Regions from separate parts of the Homo sapiens genome. Here region 1 is linked to region 2. Evidence: chromatin loops called from intact Hi-C (ENCODE). Cell type or tissue: dorsolateral prefrontal cortex. All regions are shown on one strand. Region 1 has its middle 18 kb from the start of MPC1-DT. Region 2 overlaps TBXT (T-box transcription factor T).

The links. A loop is a pair of places that touch in the nucleus more often than their neighbours do. Peaks named below come from ENCODE experiments on the same cell type or tissue, not always from the same donor. Only the 100,000 strongest peaks of a DNase experiment are listed, where the experiment ranks them.
Region 1: a loop joins it to region 2, with 1.0 times the contacts of the local background. A loop is called at or near these places in 37 of 110 quality-filtered maps.

The regions. Positions count from the first base shown.
Region 1 is chr6:166,399,826-166,402,325 of GRCh38, forward strand. No RefSeq gene overlaps it. Among named protein-coding and RNA genes, the nearest start is that of MPC1-DT, 18 kb to the left of the region's middle. RefSeq lists an enhancer at 1-416. In dorsolateral prefrontal cortex, CTCF peaks have their summits at 1,180 (motif pointing left) and 1,380; a DNase peak (open chromatin) is centred at 1,136; H3K4me3 peaks cover 317 bases.
Region 2 is chr6:166,156,114-166,158,613 of GRCh38, forward strand. It overlaps TBXT (T-box transcription factor T), which reads right to left. Exons shown (of 8, transcript NM_001366285.2): 8 at 1,543-2,475. The coding sequence ends at 2,202. Among named protein-coding and RNA genes, the nearest start is that of TBXT, 10 kb to the right of the region's middle. In dorsolateral prefrontal cortex, a CTCF peak has its summit at 1,076 (motif pointing right); no DNase peak of the experiment used is centred here.

The sequences.
Region 1 (2,500 bases), 240 kb after region 2:
ATCACGAGGTCGGGAGATCGAGACCATCCTGGCTAACACGGTGAAACCCCATCTCTACTAAAAATACAAAAAATTAGCCGGGCGTGGTGGCAGGCGCCTGTAGTCCCAGCTACTCGGGAGGCTGAGGCAGGAGAATGGCGTGAACCCAGGAGGCGGAGCTTGCAGTGAGCCGAGATTGCGCCACTGCACTCCAGCCTGGGTGACAGGGAGACTCCGTCTCAAAAAAAAAAAAAAAAAAAAATAAGAGTGGATCGACAGAGTCTTACGTGATGCTGTGAAATACAGCTGCTGGGCTTCATTTCAGACACATTGCCTAAGACTCTCTTCTTATTACCCGAGTCACTGATTCACAACCACTTTCACCCTTGAAGATCCTTTGTAAAGTTAAGTTTTTTCCTAACAGACCTGTTATATAAAGACTTTGTCTTATAAGGAAGTATTTATTATGTAACATGTTTGTCCCCTCTAAAGAGGACAGTTTAAAGGAGACATTTAAATTTCTCCTTCATGTGAGACATCCAGTGTTAGTATACTGGGTTAATATAAAACCAAACAAAACTCAAATAGACATGACTTTTCACCTCTGCAGGTTTACGGTGTGTGAACTTATGATTCTCATCAACTTTTCTTCCTTTCTTTCTTTTTTATTTTGAAGACAGAGTCTGGCTCTGTCACCCAGGCTGGAGTGCAGTGGTGTGATCTCAGCTCACTGTAACCTCTGCCTCCCGGGTTCAGGTGATTCTCCTGCCTCAGCCTCCCGCGTAGCTGGGATTACAGGCACCCACCACTATGCCCGGCTTTTTTTGTATTTTTATTAGAGATAGGGTTTCAGCATGGTAGCCAGGCTGGTCTCGAACTCCTGACCTCAAGTGACCTGCCTGCCTTGGCCTCCCAAAGTGCTGGGATTACAGATGTGAGCTACAGCGCCTGGCCTTCATCAGCTTTTCTTAATACTGATGGAGCCCACGGACTCCTGGTCCTGTTGTGAACTTCAGGTTGGCAATCGCTTGCCCTGGGCTGTATGAGGAGCCAGTGGCAGGACCCTGTCTGACCGGTGACCCATGGGGGCTCTGGCCATCGCAGTGCACGGGTCCTGAGAGGGCTCCCAGAGCTGCAGGGCTGAGCGCGTTCTGCATGGCCTGCAGGTCTAGCTGTACAAGCACTGCCCTCTGCTGGCATTTTGTAACAATTGCAAACACACAGAACTTACTTGTCCCGCAACGTAGTGAAGTTTCCAGAAGGAAAAGAGATGAATTTATGCCGGGGTGGTGGTTCACGCCTGTAATCCCAGCACTTTGGGAGGCCAAGGAGGGCGGATCACCTGAGGTCAGGAGTTCAAGACCAGCCTGGCCAACATGGTGAAATCCCATCTCTACTAAACAATACAAAAATTAGCCAGGTGTGGTGGCACGCGCCTGTAATCCCAGCTACTCAGGAGGCTGAGGCAGGAGAATCACTTGAACCCGGGAGGAGGAGGTCGCAGTGAGCTGAGATTGTGCCGCTGCACTCCAGGCTGGGCGACAGAACGAGACTCCGTCTCAATTAAAAAAAAAAAATAAAGAGGTGAATTTATATAGTTAACAGGCCACGTTCAACAAGGCCACCCCAGCCACCCGAGGCCCCATGTAGAATTTTGAATGGCCACATGCGTAGTGGACGCTGAACAGGGAACTCGTAAATTCCAGCCCAGTCCCCACCTATTCACTCATTTACAAATAATGATTTGTGCCCAGCACCGGGCCAGGCATAGAAAGAAGAAAAGGATTGCAACTCTCAGGGGTGCTCCAGGCTAGGGGGAGAGAGGCGCACACAAGAACAATTTCACTTCAGTCTCTTCCTCGATCCGGTATGAGGCTGTATAAAGGGCAGTCCGGATTGTATGGAGGTAATAATGTCTGAGCTGAAATGGAAAGGATTACGCAGGATTTGTCTGTTGGACATCTCTGACCAAAACGGCACTGAAACCTGATGACAGTACTTAGCACCAGGTATCTGAGTGGGAGGCTGTTGAGAGTAAATGGAGTTACGGTGGAAGAAATTCTGAGGTCCTTTAAAATGACCAAGCTGCCCGGGACCTTGCCATGTATCTGCTGGCATGTATGATTTGGTGTGAAAATATCAGGCCCAGATAACAGCCAAATTGCCTCACTTTCTGCAAGCTAAACACAGTCTAACTGCGTTAGCTACACACACACACTCTCTCTCTTTCATGCATCACTGAATGATGGAAACACGTTCTGGTAATTTCATCACTGTGTCGACATTAGAGAGTGCATTTACACAAACCTAGATGGTATAGCCCATTGTGTACTTAGGCTCTATGGTGTAGCCTATTGCTCCCAGGCTACAAACCTAAGCAGCATGGTACTGTGCTGAATACTGTAGGCAACTGTAACACAATGATAAGCATTTGTGTATCTAGACATATCTAAACATAGAAAAGGTACAGTAAAAATATGATATGGTATTGTCATCCTATAGGACCACCATTGTATATGCA
Region 2 (2,500 bases):
ATTATTAAAATGTTAATTCCTAGAATTTGAACTCTGGGACACCTTTAGAAACTCAAACTCTCAAGTCGTCATCTATCTTCCACATGTGAAAATGGTCTTCCCCCCAACCTCAGAGCTTAAGGTCCCAGGGGAGGGGCATGTGACTCAGTCTCCCCACAGCCCCCACAGTGGGGCCACGTTCCCCAGTTGTACGCTTCAGCTGCCCAAGCTCAGTCGACAACGTTTTCCTCTTATTCCCACACTATTAGTGTTACTGATGCCCGCAAAGGGGCCAGCACTGGAACAGACCCTGAAAATACAAAACCCAGGCAGTCAGGGTTGTGGAGATGGACAAGGGTTCAGTGAGGTGGTGGACTGTGCAGAGGGGATCACCGGACACTGGGATCACAGGGTGGCACTGCCTGCCCTTAACCCCTTCCCAAATGTCCCCCAGACCTCCTCCAGCAGAACCAGCACCTATGCAATTAGAAGCCACAGTCCAGATGTCTGGAACTAGTTCTACTTCCCAACACTACCTGGACAGTGGGTTTAATCAATGTATTCTCCCAAAATACTTCAATCAATCTCCTGATTTGGGGGTATTGCCAAATGAGTAGTCGTAAAACCAAGAAAAACTTTTAAATGATAATTTACGATAAGCATGTCCTGCTTGGAAAGCAGGCACAAATGATGCTAAAAAGCTAGCTATTTACACGTCATCTCTGGATTTATACTCAATAAAGCAAAAACAAACAAACTAAACACCACTTTGTCCTAGAACTGGTAAGTGGAGTCCAAAGAAGTCAGAGTTGGACAAGTGGTAAAGTTAGCAACGCTGACTTGGAAAAAACAACTTTTGCTACGCCTGTGGGCGATATCATACCCCTGAGCCTTAATGTCCATGTTGCTAGTATATTCATAATGCCGCTTTGACACTCCTGCATTACTAACCCAGCTCTAACCTACTGGCCACCTGTAACTTCGAATACTAAGGAATACTAAGGTGTACTTGGAATACTAAGGAATACAAGGTTTGGAATACTAAGCTGGAAGTAGGGTCAACATTAAGGATTCTGCCACTAGATGGAGAAATTGTCCCAATCCAGCGCCATTGCAGTTGTGTTTTGCTTTTGAGAAAAAGCAGCGGGAAAGATATTTATAAATGCCATTTTGTTCAAAGTGCTACGGTAACCACACTTTTCATTGACAAATGATAACTTTTTATCCATTTATTTTATGTACAGTACTTTAGCTTGAATAGGGTGGACAGCCCATATTCATCTTGATGACATCAGTATGTTCTAGGTTCTGTCTTTATCCACATCATCCATGATTCAATGTTGAGTAAATCTCTTAAAAATTACTTAACATCTTTTAAGTTGCTGTGGCAATTAGCACTAAGTCTATGCAAATTTCACTTCCAGTTTTGCAACTAATTAGATACAATATTAAAGTTCTTAATAGATTAAAATGCTTTTTGGGGATAAGGTCTTTACCACCAGCTACAATAAACAGTAAATACTCACAAAAGGAGGGGCTTCACTAATAACTGGACGAATCACATTTTGCATATTGCGTTTATTTTGCAGAAAATGCTTTCTGCTGATTGTCTTTGGCTACTTTGTCAAAAGAAAAATATGAAACAGTTATAGTTTAACAACACAAGAGATTAGCTACATATGCTTAAAATACACACATTCTAGGGGGCAGAGCAGTCAAATTTTCAATTCAACTAAAACCTGCTGTCCTCAACTATGATTTTATTCTGTCCTTAACAGCTCAACTCTAACTACTTGAAAGCAACAAGGAAGAAGATTAAGAGTGTGCTTTTTATCTCACTAAAGTAGGACTGGTGGAGTTTACAAATTCTGGTGTGCCAAAGTTGCCAATACACTGTATGAGAAATAAACCAAAAAAAGTTTCTGGACCCTGGCAAACATTTTTTCACCGTCAGTGAGGTTGGGCCAACTGCATCATCTCCACAGTTGGGTTCATCTGTAAGCCACCTGGGACAGCACCGCTACTGCAGGTGTGAGCAAGGGATGCTGGGGCTCTGGGGAAAGGTGCCGTGTGCTCCTCCACTGCTTTGAAAAGGAAGTTACTGAGGCTGCATTTCCTTCTTAACCTGAGACTGCCACTGGGTACCTAGTAGGTCAATCCAGTCACCACTGGCTGCCACGACAAAAAGTCACTGCATCTTTCGGGACCTGGGCCTTGCTGCTTCACATGGAAGGTGGCGACACAGGTGTCCATGAGGCTATGAGGCGGCCTTGGGCTGCGGCGTCGTACTGGCTGTCCACGATGTCTGTGGCCGCGGCCGCCCCTTCGTACAGTGGGGATCCCGAGGAAGAGGGCGCCGAGACCGGATGGGTGAGGGGTGTGTAGTGCGCGGGGGAGCCCCGGAAGAACTGGGCCCCCAGCCCGTTGGACACGGCTGCTGCCTGGGAGCCCGGGGTGACGGCGCCGTTGCTCACAGACCACAGGCTGGGGTACTGACTGCAACAGAAAGACACCAGTGAGC